Linked DNA regions of Mus musculus: region 2 is linked to region 1. Evidence: chromatin loops called from intact Hi-C (ENCODE). Cell type or tissue: heart. All regions are shown on one strand.

The links. A loop is a pair of places that touch in the nucleus more often than their neighbours do. Peaks named below come from ENCODE experiments on the same cell type or tissue, not always from the same donor. Only the 100,000 strongest peaks of a DNase experiment are listed, where the experiment ranks them.
Region 2: a loop joins it to region 1, with 3 times the contacts of the local background. A loop is called at or near these places in 21 of 42 quality-filtered maps.

The regions. Positions count from the first base shown.
Region 1 is chrX:70,472,738-70,480,737 of GRCm38, forward strand. Tmem185a (transmembrane protein 185A) reads right to left here and starts at 4,443. Exons shown (of 7, transcript NM_001357750.1): 1 at 4,241-4,443. The coding sequence starts at 4,278. In heart, a CTCF peak has its summit at 4,382; a DNase peak (open chromatin) is centred at 4,434; H3K4me3 peaks cover 2,142 bases; H3K27ac peaks cover 1,177 bases.
Region 2 is chrX:70,382,645-70,390,644 of GRCm38, forward strand. Eola1 (endothelium and lymphocyte associated ASCH domain 1) reads left to right here and starts at 3,269. Exons shown (of 3, transcript NM_026787.2): 1 at 3,269-3,507; 2 at 5,250-5,522; 3 at 6,228-6,772. The coding sequence starts at 5,270. The coding sequence ends at 6,448. It also overlaps a transcript of Ids not described here. In heart, no CTCF peak of the experiment used is centred here; DNase peaks (open chromatin) are centred at 2,997 and 3,187; H3K4me3 peaks cover 1,649 bases; H3K27ac peaks cover 1,335 bases.

The DNA of each region.
Region 1 (8,000 bases):
CTGAGGCCAGAGAGATGGGTCAGTAGCTAGAGGCGCTTGCCACTGGCCTAATGGATAACTTGAGGACCCACATGCAGGAAGAAGAGAACTGACTCCTGAAAGCTGTTTTCTGACCTCCATAAGCACAGTGTGTCATATGTATCTCCACAATCAATAAATTAAAATGTGTTTAAATTAGAAAATAAAATAAAATGTGGCTGCAATCTTATTTGTAGGGCTATTGTTAAGAGTAAGGATACTGAAAACCAAACTGCCAAGTGAGGGTTGACACATGGTGAATGCAAATAAGCCATAGCCATTAACAACAATTAATCAGTAAAAGTCAAGACAATATTCTGACAACCAGTAGCTCTATATTTCCCAACAACAGATGTACAATCAATCACACAGTAATTCATTATCAATACTGACACTACACTCATACTGACAGATCAGTGGCCTGCTTTGAAAAATACAATCTTTAAGGAGTACTTGGAGTAATCAACACGATGTCATTTTTACTCTGCTGGAGACTCAAACCTAATGCCCTGTACAAGTGCCATAGCACTGAACTATACCCTAAGCTCAACATCATTTATCTTTAAAACACTACACACATTTTCTGCAGTACATACCCATCCTTCTTTTTAAATAATTATTTTCAGGATTTTTTACTTTATTTTATATGAATGGGTATTTTGCCTGTATGTCTATATACCACATATGTACCTGGTGCCTGCAGAGGCCTTTAGTGAAAGGTTACCAGCAATCAGATTAGTATTTCCCCAAAAAATTAAAATAAAACACAGCTTACAAAGACTAAAGAATGGCTTAAGATGGAGCATACAGGAACTCTGCAAACATAATTTACTTCATTAGTATTACATGTCCACATACACAAGCCCAGTAAGGCATTTCTTACTCATTGTTCCAGTCTAGAATACCCAAGAGATGGACCACCCTCCCATCAGGAGTCCACTGCTAATGAGCTGGTAGACTAAACAGAGTTCTCACAGTCTTCCAATGCAGTATGGCTACCAACGGCTGAAGGGCCTTCTCTAACAAATAACAACTTTATCCAAGGCCTTGTGATATAGTCAGGTTGCCTATTAAAGCCGTGTATTAAAGGTGGAGGAGATCTCCACCTCCTAGGGACATTCTGGAATCAGTTTTCCAATTCTGTTTAGTCAATTCTAATAGTCTGTTTAGTCAATCAAGCTATTAGAGGCTTCAGGCAGTCAAGAAGGATTCTTGGTAGACACAGTATGTTTTAATAAGTTTAACTTTGTAACTAAAAGGCAATTCTGAAAAGAAGTTCGTGATCAACCAGATCTGTGGTAGATGGAAATAGGTATAGGGTCAGCTATCAGCCCTTCACAGCTGGGTGCTAAACACTTTTCAATCATTCTGTGTCACTACTATTTCTAGAAAACTGACAAACTGCAGTGAATTCTCAGTGACTAAGATTTGCAAGGTATGAGAGGAGGCCTGGAGTCACAGTGCATGGTGTGGGAGCCAGCAGACAATACCAATGGCTGTTGCTGTAATGGTCCCCAGAGTCAAGAAAGCACATTGCCCTGTGCGTACTGTTAAGGTCTTTCCCAGCTTGTCAATACAACAGTTACACTCTGAAGGGGCACAGGAAGAGAGAGGGAAAATAAATAGTTCATACACCAGCAAGAAAGCAGTCATTGACAAGAAGGAGCTCTAGACGGTTCTTACAGGCTAGGGTGAGTTATCATTCATTTCACTAATACTGTGCCAGCCATTATCTCATGGATATAAATTTTGACAATAAAAGCTATGGGTTTAGCCTCACATGGTTTGAATTTCAGTAGGAGAGAGAAATATCAATTAAATAAACAGAGAAAAAGAGCAAGAGCACAGATAAGGCCTCTAAAGAAGACTATGATATTCTACAGAGATTGTACATGCAGGGAGGAATGGACCAGGTTGAGGAAGCCAGAACAACTTACTTCAGCAACTACCAAATGAACAGATATTTCAATGATAAATGGGACCTGAATCAAGGAGAGAAGGAGCTGTCCTATTAAATGAGCAGAGCATGATAAAGTCCTGAAGTAAGAGGGCCATGTGTGAACTGGTTCAGAATTAGAAACAGATAATTAGACAAAAGCACAGATCTGAGGTCTTAGCACAGGGTGCTTTCCTGTCAACACCCCCCCCCAAGTTTGCTCTCCAGATGTCTGAAAGGCTTTCGTCAGCATGGTGCAAGATTAAGATACAGTGTTATAAACTAGATCATCCACAGTTTATGAAACATCGCCAGCTAAGAAAAATCTACTTCTTAATATCACCTGGCCATTGTATCCCTGGAACATCTAGAAGGTAACACTCTTCCTTCCCACTAATGACATTGAACCAGGACAATGGTGGGGTACAAAAGACTTTTAATTTTTTCAGGGAAAGATGCATTTTATTCCACTTAGAATTTAAGCACAAATAAATGTGTTGATGATCATTATAAATCTCTTCGAAGTATCTCATTATAAATTTTAGACTTTAGTATTTGGAAGGGAAAAAAAGTAAAGGAAAAACTGGCTAAGGGTGTTATCAGAGGACCACTATTTTTGCTTTCACAACTCTTAGATAACTGGGAGATCACCTTGCAGCTTCTGGACTATCTGTCCCATAATAAACGATTTCTATTTGTAACACATTGTGCAATCAGCCATTAATTCAGGTTCAATAGCCTTGTGAGCAATTATACTCATTCTACAGATGAAACAGATAAGTGAGTTACCCAAGAACACAAAAAATTCAGCCTCTATTTCTGTTTCTTGTCACTCTCTCCAAACAATGAAAATACACAAGACCTGTCCAGCTTCAGTACCAACACAGTTGTCCTATAGACAAACCCTAATCCAGGAGCAGTAGAAGAAAAGCTATGGTTGGCTCTGTGGTAGTTCCTCTAAATGAACTCCTCTCCGTTAAGAAGGCTCAATGCCATTGATGATGACCACGGAACAAGGCCAGACTATAAACACAAAGACAGTAAGAGCACCCAGGCCAGAGGAGGCTTTAAATTTTAAAATTTTACCATTCTTAAGGAGACTGCACTCTAAATAGTCCCCTCTTCTCTCCCCAGTTCCTTTGTCTCCAACAAACAGCCAAGAAAGTGGCATCCTCAGGAGTGCACAATACAGCTACTTATCTGTTCATATTCCCATTGCTTCCAGGCTAGGACGGCCAAGCATTGCAAGCGCCTAGCCTAGGACCTCACGTACGGAGGAAGGCTAGCTTACTTGAGTGCGTGTCTTACCACTTAGAAATAAAATGAGCAGATATTCCTTTTAAATAGTAATGGACTTGAAAAATATCAGTGAAATGAACTCCTCTTGCAGCTTACTAAAGTAGAGAATCACTTGACTGCCCAACCTCAGTCTTGACTCAGTTTAGTTCCAAAGACGTTTTATAAGTGTCTACTATATGACAGATGGGTGGGAGGTGATGTGCAAGGGAACAACCAGGAAGTGGTTTCTGCTTTGGGAGCTCACAGGCCGCAGAGGGAACACTTTTACAACAGTTTGACAAGTGCAAGGACCGAGATTTATATACTTTAGCCAGTGTTTTCTCCACACTGCCCACTAGGTATTTCAAGTCTGGAAAATAAGCAGGGCAATATCTACTTCCTGCGAATAAACTTACATAGAGAAGGCTAAGAAAATGCGTTGGAGGCGATCAGGTTCACCCCCAAAGGCATTATGTAAGATTTACCATACCCTGGCAACGACTCTAAAATTTCAGTATCTCAGACATCAGTTTGACAAATAAGCGAAGAACGGCAGACAGGCATAAATCCAAGGAAAATCCCAAATGCTGAAACTAGAGGAAACATGTGCGAAGGTGGCTGGGGGTGTCAGGGTCAAGTGAGATGGCCCTGGCATAGAAAACGGGGGCAGGCGGAGCGGTGAGAAGAAAAATAAGAAAAAATAAATCGAGACAGAGAAGTTGAAATACCAATGAAAAAGGACGAGTGGAGATCAATGGGCTTCCCTCTGGGAGGACACTTCTCCAACCTCGACAACTTGGGCCACGGCGGGTTGGTACCAGTTGCGGAGGAAGAAGCGGATGGACAGACTCTGAGGCCAACACAGCTTTCCCGAGAGCAGCTGGCAGCCATAAGGAGCCTCAGGCTGGTGCCTGGGTGCTCAGACTGCAGTGCCTTGGCCGCCGCGCCGCTCCCAGCCGCTACCCGAACCCAAGCCCCAACCTGGCGTCGCCGGGATAACCGCCTCACCTCGGGTTGAAGTCCTGAAAGAGGCCCCTCAGGTTCATGGCGGAGAACTTCGCCGAGGCGTCCTCCTCTTCCCCCCGCCCCCCGCGCCGCGAAGCCTGCGCCTCACAGCGGGTTCATGCTGCCAAAGGCAGCTTCGTCGCTAACGCCGCCGCCAGGAGAAACCAGAGCAACCAACTGTCTCCCACACTCCTTCCGGCTTCCGTAGCTAGGATGCGCATGCGCTCTGAGACCCGCTCCCTGCTTCCCCCACCCCCACACCCCCTCCGCCCCAGCTCGTCAGAAGCAGGAGGTTACATTGATAGTGGATCTTTTTGCTCCGGGGTACCAGCCTGCCTGCCTCTGGGACAGAATCTCTACAAAAAGAAGAGGGGAACGTCCGGGGAGGGGAACACTGACTGGGTGGATGTCATAAGGAGGGAGAACGCCAAACGGGAGTACCTCAGTGAGATCATCACAGACACCTGTCACCTTGGCCACCTGTCACCCAGACCCATACCAGAAATTGAAGGTTTCCCCCCAAATTGACTGAATCTTGGCCTATGCCTACCAGAGTTTCCAGTAAATCCAGCCTGCATATCAACTTCCTTCCTGTGCCCCAAGCTACACAGATTTCCTGACCATCCAAACCTCACATTACCCTGCACCAGTCATCTACTCTCTCAGCCATCTTCTCATCTTGGGTTCCCACTGTCCTTAACAGCAGGTCTATTTGTCAGAATGCCTAATCTGGAGAGATGGAACTCATCCTTAAGCATCCTAATCTAGTTCAGAGTCTCCTTGACTCCTGCCTAGACTTGGTGGTCGCTTCAGATCTGGCTTCCTCCACTCCCAGACATACTATTTAGAATTGCCAGGTTTGTCTTATTGGGCAAGTTAATATCTTCAAGGCTCAGATTTTCTCCTCTATAAAAGAGTTTGTTTTAAAAAAATATACAGCCGGGCGTGGTGGCGCACGCCTTTAATCCCAGCACCCGGGAGGCAGAGGCAGGTGGATCTCTGAGTTCGAGGCCAGCCTGGTCTACAAAGTGAGTTCCAGGACAGCCAGGGCGACACAGAGAAACCCTGTCTCGAAAAAAATATATATATATACTTTTCTATCTGGTTAAGAAAATTCAGAGAGATCATGCATAGCATTGTATGTTAGATGCACAAAGAAGGTTGCTAGTTGTTCTTTTTGCCAAATCCGTAAATTCTTAAAGAATGCTCTAAGGATTCTATTTGCTTTTCAAATCTAAGAGTGGAACAACCTCATAGCAGAGGACTTAGTTTACCATTTTCAATTCCAGCCAGTTTGAACTGTTGTTTTTATGAATAATACAGCAAAACCTTAAACATTAATCTGGAATCATTACGGGTAAGAGTCATAGGTTGTTACAATAGCAGTTTCATGCAATTTTATGTTAGTGAGCCCCAGGGGGAGCTTAAGAAGATCACAATTGGGAGAATCATACTTTGCTGTGATGTATCATCTTTCTTTTGGAAACTTGAAAACATTTCACAAGTGGTAATTATGTTCCCTAACACCCACTGAGAAATGGATATTATTATATGAGCTGGTTTATGGATGAGTAACTTGGATGAAGCATTCAGCTACTGAAGCACCATGACCCTCTCTCAGAAATGTTGATCCACTTTCTCTGACCATCCTCCAGTTGATGCACAGTGTCTTGCCCTGCGGACTCTCCCAATAGATAGTAAAGTACAGAAGAGCCAAAGCACAGAGAAGCTTGCATAATGTGCACTGTGGGATCTAGCTAGTGAAGGCTGAAGAACAAAGATGCAACTTAACACTCTAGCAAACTAGAATGTTGTGGATGGCTCTATACTGCTTGCTCTCCCGGGAGAGGCTGTCTGGAATGAGGAATGAGTCACTCACGTGCTCAGGTGGCTTCTTGTGAACCCATCCCCTAATGAATAAAAGGGCCAATCACTGGGTGAGGAGGTGGGACTTCCAGGTTGGACAGAGGAAGCGAGGAAGCAAGGAAGCAGGAGGGGATTAAGTCCTTTTGGGAATGGGGATAGCAGAGGGAAAAGATGTAGCTGCTAGAGTTTTCTGGTATTATGGCGGATCCACAAGGATTCTCCACCGGAGGAAGTAGATTTTAATAAGGCTTACAAGATTAGGTTTTAGTTGTTGCACCCAGAGATTGAGTTACCATTGTTTCTGAACTGAATTTGTGTTGTGTTTTCCTTCATGTGCTGGCTCGTCTGGGTTCAAGAGAGAAAGGTATGGCGGCAAAGCATGTTTTTGCCAGATGTGCACCACAGAGGCCATGGGGGATTTGAAGCACCGGGTTGGCATGGTAGCAACCATCTGTGGGAACCTAGAGAGGTGGGTGGAGAGATTGTGGAGTTCTGAGTCAGACTACACGAGATAAAAACAGGCCAGCCATTGCCCCTAGTTCATGGCACAAGCGCAGGAACATGCCAGTTCTAAAATACTTCCCAAAAGTTAACTGCCATTGGACAGAGTAGCCAGCACCATTTTATTTTCTGGAGGTTTCACCCCAAGCAGACGTCAAGAAGACAGCTTGCTTGTCAGCTCCAACTTGAATAACATGTAATATGGTTTTCGTAAAAGCTCCATGGAGAGTGGCCAGGCAAGTTGCTCAGAGTCCAAATGCTACTTATGGTGAGCTCTTGTGTATTTCTGTAACTGAGACACTTCTCTATGGGCCCACTATTGCAATTTTAGCAGTTCTCTCTAGGGATGACATGACCATGTGGAAATTCTTATTCTGAATACAATGACAAAAATATACTATTATCATGTTCTTTGATAAGTCATGTTGCCATGAAAAGTACTGAATATACCAAAATAATTGCTATCTCAAAGTTCTGTATTTAATCTTCAAAAGAGGGAATTACCTTGAGTGCCTCAAATGTGCTAGATACCCAGCCATGAGCTCTACTTGTATTCAGTATTCACACTGGTCTCTGTGACGGACTTCTGAAGAGCAGAGACCCAGAGGAGAGAATCATAGTTCATTATGACATTTAAATTAGGAGACCTAGATCAGGGGAAGGAAGTGGTTCTTTACAGTCCAGATCGTCATGCTACTAGGACTTCTTCCCTGGGCTTCATTAATAAAGTGGAAAGGGTATAGAATTAAACATTAGTTTTATCACTAAATCCAGTGTCAAAAACGACAGCAGGCATGTATTCTTGGACCTATTAAAGATAGTCAGCCTGCACCCAGGGGAGAGATTGACAATTCTTTAGACAGGTGACACAGAGATGCCCCTGCTCAAAACTGACTTGCCCTAAGTTCCCAAAAGTCCAACCTTAAGTGCTACCAACTAGAGAATTGCTTCGAACCCCAGGATTTTGTCCACTTACAAAAAGCAAGTTGGGCCAGGTATAGTGGCACATGCCTTTAATCTCAGCACTCAGGAGGCAGAGGCAGGTGGATCTCTGTGAGTTCTAGGCCAGTCTGGTCTGCATATCAAGTTCTAAGACACCAACAGTTGTATAAAAAGACTGTCTCGAAAAATGCAACTTGTGTTTTCCTAAGAAAATCTATTGTTCCTCACTTTAGTGTGATTTTCATAAACCTGTGAGTTTTCTTGCCCTGAGATCTCCTGGACAGGAGTTTGATAGACTACAGAGCTCTGTTTGGGAAGTTGATGATCTAGAGAAGTTGGAAGGCTAGTGAAAGGGATGCTGGGATCTGCAACCTTTCCTATGTCTTTTCCCAGAGACTATAAGTAACAACCAACTCAGGGAAGCTTCTTTTAGAACTTGTGATTGGAAGTTTCT
Region 2 (8,000 bases), 90 kb before region 1:
ATCCAAAGTTCCACCCCCACTTCATATCTTACCATTGACAACCATCCCCATTACTCCTGAGACACAGCTCACCTTGGTCAGCACTCACAGCTAAGCCCGCCACTCCTACTTTAGCATACAGTCTTGCTCTTCTCTCTCCAGTGATCCTCTGTCATAGTATGTCAGTATTCAAAGTTATCCCTCCCCTTCCATAAATTAATACCTATGGCCCTTTCCCAGTACTCTGTAAACCCTAAGTGCCCAGGGCAACGCTCGAAACACCACCTACCTCTCCTACCTCCACACACACAGCACTGCCCACCACTTCAACCATAGTGTGCACAGTCCTGCCCACCATTGGACATCAACATACACAGTACGACGTACCACTACTAACCCAGAGAGCAGTGCCCTACCTGTGTGTCGCTCCTACATCATCACAAACGGCCCGACTCCTCCTCCTTCACTTCCTACATCACTAGTCACAGCAGTGCCCTCAACCTGTACAGCATACACAAGCCACTCTTTTGTCAGCATACACAGCCGTGCCCTATTCCTTCAATGGCCTTCTATCACATTATATCAGGATTTAAAGCTCAGTCCTGCTGTCACATTCACAATTCACAGTCCTGGCCAGCACTTTAGAGACCCAAGTCGGTACTAACAGTCTCATCCACAATCTCACCCTCATATCTCAAATGGCCCTGTCCTCTTTCAGCGTTTCTGGGCCTTTATTATAATACTATCTCAAGAATTGACAAATGGGACCTAATGAAACTCCAAAGCTTCTGCAAGGCAAAAGACACCATCAATAAGACAAAAAGACCACCAACAGATTGGGAAAGGATCTTTACCTATCCTAAATCAGATAGGGGACTAATATCCAACATATATAAAGAACTCAAGAAGGTGGACTTCAGAAAATCAAATAACCCCATTAAAAAATGGGGCTCAGAACTGAACAAAGAATTCTCACCTGAGGAATACCGAATGGCAGAGAAGCACCTGAAAAAATGTTCAACATCCTTAATCATCAGGGAAATGCAAATCAAAACAACCCTGAGATTCCACCTCACACCAGTCAGAATGGCTAAGATCAAAAATTCAGGTGACAGCAGATGCTGGTGAGGATGTGGAGAAAGAGGAACACTCCTCCATTGTTGGTGGGATTGCAGGCTTGTACAACCACTCTGGAAATCCGTCTGGCGGTTCCTCAGAAAATTGGACATTGTACTATAGGAAGATCCAGCAAGACCTTACCTGGGCATATAACCAGAAGATGTTTGAATTGGTAATAAGGACACATGCTCCACTATGTTCATAGCAGCCTTATCTATAATATCCAGAAGCTGAGAAGAACTCAGATGTCCCTCAATAGTGGAATGGATATAGAAAATGTGGTACATTTACACAATGGAGTACTACTCAGCTATTAAAAAGAATGAATTTATGAAATTCCTAGCCAAATGGATGGACCTGGAGGGCATCATCCTGAGTGAGGTAACACATTCACAAAGGAACTCACACAATATGTACTCACTGATAAGTGGATATTAGCCCAAAACCTAAGATACCCAAGATATAAGATACAATTTGGTAAACACATGAAACTCAAGAAGAATGAAGACTGAAGTGTGGACACTATGCCCCTCCTTAGAATTGGGAACAAAACACCCATGGAAGGAGTTACAGAGACAAAGTTTGGAGCTGAGACAAAAGGATGGACCATCTAGAGACTGCCATATCCAGGGATCCACCCCATAATCAGCATCCAAACGCTGACACCATTGCATACACTAGCAAGATTTTATCAAAAGGACCCAGATATAGCTGTCTCTTGTGAGACTAGGTTGGGGCCTAGCAAACACAGAAGTGGATGCTCACAGTCAGCTAGTGGATGGATCACAGGGCTCCCAATGGAGGAGCTAGAGAAAGTACCCAAGGAGCTAAAGGGATCTGCAACCCTATAGGTGGAACAACATTATGAACTAACCAGTACCCCGGAGCTCTTGACTCTAGCTGCATATGTATCAAAAGATGGCCTAGTCGGCCATCACTGGAAAGAGAGGCCCATTGGACAAGCAAACTGTATATGCCCCAGTACAGGGGAACGCCAGGGCCAAAAAAATGGGAATGGGTGGGTAGGGAAGTGGGGGGGAGGGTATGGGGGACTTTTGGGATAGCATTGGAAATGTAATTGAGGAAAATATGTAATAAAAATATTAAAAAAAGAATAAGCAACAACAAATGCTGATAAGGATGTAGAGAAAGATAACTCATATTTGCTGTTAATGGGATTGCAGACTAGTATGGCAACTCAGAAAAACAGTGTGAACATTTCTCAAAAAGCTAAGAATAAATCTATTGTATAACCCCCCCCCAAAAATACTATCCAAAGCTCTGTTCCTACTTCATATGTCACCAGTCACTGAACCACGTTCAACCTCTACTTCAGCATGCATAGCACTGTCCATCATGTATAATTCGGCTCCCACTCACAGGCACGCCCTCCTTCCCCTGTATCCCTCCAGCAAGTAAAGCCAGCATCCAAAGCTCAGCTCTGTCAACAAAATCTCACCACACATAGCCCTGGCTGGTACTCTTGAGGCCCTAACCACCTTGCTGAGTACTGACAGTCTGGTCCACCACTTCAGCTTGCACAGCCCTTCCTTCTCCTTAAGCAGATCTGAACCGAGTTAAGTGGGGATCCAAAGCTCCGCCCTAGTATCCCAGTAGCTCCACCCACTCAGGTCTGCACTCACAACAGGCCCAGATTCCAAGCACCCGTAATTCCTAACTGTTCCCAAGGATTCTTCAGAGCACAAACTCCCATTCCCAACCTCTATCAGGTGCTCACAGCCCCACCCCACCCCACCCCAATGCCTAACCTCGGGATTCAAACAGCTTTGGCCCTGGACCAATTTTAGGCCCCTCCTCAACAAGCCTCTTCCCTCACATCCCCAATCCCGCCCCTCCTGCTGCAGTGCAACCTACTCCTACTTTCATGGGTTTTTGCAGACTCCGCCGACTAAATCACTCACTCCTTTTCTCACTTCTTTCCCTCCCCAACCGCCTATTACAGACCCTGACCCACTTTATTTGCAAGATTGCTTTAAGAAAACGGTGTCTTCTAGCATTCGATGTCGCTTACTGCTTAATTACGCAAGTCCGTACCTTCCTATCCGGGTAGCATAGTGCCTGTAGTTCTAATTGGCTGCGGATGTTTACTCGTGTAAATGGGCGTGGTGTGCGTGCTTACGTAAATTGTGTAAGTTCGGGCACGGATGTGTTTCTGGGTCTCTTCTTAAAGCAGTCAGAGTTAAAGTCCCAGAACGCCAGTTAAAGTTAAGGCTATAGCCAAATGCTTTCCTTTCTTTAGAGCGGACATTATCCACCCACTCTCAGGAGTCTTTGGTACTGGCGGACTTCCGGGAACGCTGGAAGAGAGAGAAAGGACTGGGTGTAAACTGGAGTCTGCCGCGTGATAAGTGACAAAGCTGAGAGGCCCACAGCACCCAAAGGACACAGGTAACCTGTTGAGTCGGAGCCTTCGAGCTTGCCCCCATCCCCCACCCCATTGAGGACACCCCAGCCTCCAGCTTCGCCAACTGCTGGGCCAGCCCAAGACCGGTCTTTGCATGCCCCATCTTGCCAGCATTTCACAGTCTCTCCTAAGTGATGCAGTGTGGATGCAGGCGGATGAAAACCAAATGTGCTGCTCCAGGGCACTGTTTCTTCCTTACTTTTAGGCTACGAATTCACTGACACTCTAGACTATGAGGCCTTTGGTATTATTATGCCTAGTCTAATATACCAGTTGACACTGAAGGCACTGGGATTTGGTAGACCTGAGCATTTCCATGCAATCACATTCTATGTGGCATCATTTTTCTCCTGTTAAATTGCATGTTTGACTTAATAATGGCAACCAGTTGCAGAATTAACTTTCTACATCAGGCGGTTCTTGTACCAGACAAAAAAGGACCTTCCCACTGACATGATAGCAGAACCAAGCTGTGAGTGAGATGTACAGCCCTAACTCTTGTTGATCTCTAAGGCTTGCTGAGCCTTTCCTGCTGCCAGTAGCCAACAAAACTAAGTTTTACTTGGTGTTTTTTTTTTTCCTTTATCTACCTTCTCCTTATGTAAGTGGAGAAGCAGAAACAAACCAAAAAGGGCAGCTTCTTCATCCACAGAGCAGGTTTATCTGCAGAAACATGAGGAAGAGTATTCAGTTGTTCTAGCTACAGGGCAGTGAGTGAAATGAGAAGAGGGCAAATATTTCGCGTGGGCAGCCAGATTGCAAGGAATCCTGAGGATTCTTGTGAGATGGGTGGATTCTGGGCTGGTTGGAACATGAGCCCTTGGCAGGAATCAGAGTCTTCCAGACATGCGCACAGAACAATCAGATCTGGAAAAAAAGGTTTATGTTAGTTTAGAGGTTACAGTCTGTCATTGGGGTAGGGCAGGGCAGGAATTCAGTCCCTGAGAACTCCAAAGGTCCAGGATAGTTGACTCTATTGGTCTTCCTGTGGAGTTTTTATCTCCTTTAGGGTCCACATCCTTCCCCCAACTCTTCCATAAGAGTCCCCAAGTTCCATCCACTGTTTGGCTGTGGGTCTCTGTATCTCTCTGAGTCAACTGCTGGGTGGAGCCTCTCAGAGGACAACATGCTCCTGTCTGCAAGCATAACAGAATATCATTAATAATGTCACAAATTAGTGCTTGCCCATGGGATGGGTCTCAAGTTGGGCTGGTTTTGGTTGGCCATTCCCTCAGTCTCTGTTCCATCCCCATCCCTGCATTTCTTGGAGACAGGATAAATTTAGGGTCGAAAGTTTTGTGGGTGGGTTGGTGTCTCTATTGCTCCACTGGGGCTCCTGCCTGGCTACAGGAAGTGGCCTCTTCAGGTTCCATATCCCCAATGCTGTGAGTCACTGTTAAGGTCGCCCTCTTTGATTCTTGGGTGTCTCCCTTATCCCAGGTCTATTTCATCCTGGAGATTCACACACACACCTCCATGCCCCTGTCAGTTGGAGATTTTCATTCATTCTCATGGACATCTGATCATCTTTCCTGTCCCTCCCCACACCTGATCCTGAACACTCCCACTCCTAGGCTCAGAGGTTAAGAGCAGGACATTATTAATCTGTGACAGGAAGCACATTGAGTTCAGTGGAGTTTCAGGGCACATGGGAATCATCTGGGGAAGGCAAGGCCCAATGGATGTGAGCCTGAAAAGCTCAGCTGTGGTGTGTTTCTATCTTTAGGCCCAGAGACTCTGAGGAAAATGAAGTTTCCCTGCCTATCCTTCCGGCAGCCCTACGCTGGTTTAATCTTAAATGGAGTCAAGACTCTTGAGACACGTTGGCGTCCCCTGTTGAGCAGCGTTCAGAAATACACCATTGCCATCCACATTGCTCACAAGGACTGGGAAGATGATGAATGGCAGGAAGTGCTCATGGAGAGGTTGGGGATGACCTGGACACAGATTCAGACCTTACTACAGGCAGGAGAAAAGTACGGCAGAGGCGTGATAGCTGGTAAGTGAGGCTGTACCAAATACCACGTAGACAATTCCAACAGGATCCTGCTTGATAGATTGGTGGCACTGTTTTGCTGTTAGTTAGAGGGCGTGTCCTAAAGTTTCCAAGAAGACTCACTAAGGACTACCAAAGTCACTTGAATGAGGTGAATAGGTCTGGGTTCCACAGACTCAGTTACGTCTTAACTCTAGGCCTCATGTAGCATTAGACTGTGTGTGCATGAATATGTGCAAAAGGCATGGTCTATGACAGCATAGACACTGAAAAAGTGGAGCATTAATAGAGTAAGGCTGCTTGCCTGGCTTGTAATGCCTCTCACAAGAACCTTGAGTAAGACACCAATCAACATCTAATACGACTAGTCACCTACTGACCTAATTGGGAATCTTATTGACTGTGGGCTTCCTGGATAAGACTGGTTCTCTTTCAGTAAATGCCAGCCTTAGTAGTATGCTAGAACCTGACTGTTCTTTAATGCAGGACTCACGGAGCATAAGCCACCCTCTTCTTTTTCCCAAAGCCTGTGGCCGTCTCACCCAGGATTGCCTAGTTCAGTTGGTCATGTTTCCAATGTTCAGTGAGAAAAATCCCAATTTCCTATCAATCATTTTGATTATACACTATCAGTTGACCCTGCAGTCATAAAGATAACCTTGTTGTATAGAAGAGACTACATCTGTATATTTCTGTCTTTGTGCCCAGGACTTATTGACATTGGAGAGACTTTTCAGTGTCCAGAGACCTTAACTGCTGAGGAGGCTGTGGAACTGGAAACTCAAGCTGTGCTAACCAATCTGCAGCTGAAGTACCTGACTCAAGTTTCAAACCCCAGGTGGTTACTGGAGCCCATACCTAGGAAAGGGGGAAAGGATATATTCCAGGTAGACATCCCAGAGCACTTGATCCCACTGGAGAAAGAATGACTGCTCTGGAAAACAACTGAAGAATGGCTCTGCCAGTAGACCATCAGAGTGTGCACCTCCAAATCTCAATCTAGGAGACTCGGATCCACTCCTGCAGAGCACAGCTCACTAGCTGGGTGCTGTTTCCAGCCTGCTCTGCCCTCATGAAGGGCATGGCAGTAAACACATCCCTCATGCTGTGGCGCTGCCAACAGAACTACAGAGCCTTGAGAACTTTGACCTTTAGGGAAAAGGAAACGTCCCAGGAAATGATATTTGCCTGAGGTTCACTTTACTCCTGCTGTTTTCTGGATTGCACAAATAAATCTGATAATAGTTAAGTGTTTATGAAGTGTCTAGCTCCCTTTCTCCTTCCCTATGTCTTTATTGCAGTCAAATCTCATGCAGTACGTGAACAGCATCCAGGGGCCCATGGGACAAGTCTGGGAGCAGTCACTGAGTTAACCCCAATGCACTAAGTCTGGGATGAAGAGGGAATCAAATGGAGAAAACAAGCATTGGCCCATCCTTGCTCCTATTCTGTGGAGACAGTCCCTCAACAACCAAAACTGTGTGTCACCCAACTACTTATTACCTAGAGAATCCTAAATATTACTCAGAAACCATGATGCTTAAGTATTAGATGTTAGTGTTTATCTTGTAGCAAGTTTTAAAACTATTTTTTTTTATTTCTCCTTCTCACAAACAATATATCTTGATCTCAGCTTTAACTCCTGCACTCCCGCCAGTCCCTGGCAACATTCATAGATTCTCTCCAAATATTCCAAGTCTGCTCCTCTTCGGCAACCTCACTCCAAACTCCTTATCTCAGGATCCACAGCTCTGCCCTGCACTTCTGCCTAATCTACCACTATCGACTTTGCCCTTCTTCATCTGGAAGCCCTGAAAACTCCTTCCAACTCCTTCCTCAGAACTGCCAGGCCTGCCCAGCTCCTCCAGTAGAGACTTCAACTCTCCCTCAGAGATCTCATTGTATCAGGGTTCAAAGCAAAACTCCCTTAAACTTCCTAGGTCCCTTCCTGCCAATACATGGATCTTGTGTACTTGGTCAGTATTCATGGACTGTCTTCAACTCCTACCTCACACCCCAGCTACAACCTCTCTTTGGTACTCCATATGTCTGCCTCCCTGGGTCAGGATTCACAGTGGTGCCTCTACTTCCTACCTCAGACCTCACAGCCCAGCTCTCTTCCTTCCTCAGCCATTCCAGTTCTCCATCCTTACACTCAGCCCCAAACATATTCCCATATCCCTGTCCAGCAAGGTCACTAATGTCCTACCCTGACCTCTATATCGCGACTCAGAGCCTCACTGCCACATTACCTCAACACTCCAGCCAGGGCTAGTGTTCCTTTTGGACCCCAGCTGTTCCAAGTACTCATTGTCCTGTCTTACTCCTTCCACAGTCCCACCTCTCAACTCATTACATCAGGCCACAGCTCTCTGTACCTTTTCCAGACCTTTCAGCAAGGCCTCATCACTCTCAGCACTGCCCTTGCATGGCTACATCCTGTCTCTTTTAATCTTCTGATGCTTTTGCTCAATTCTCTTT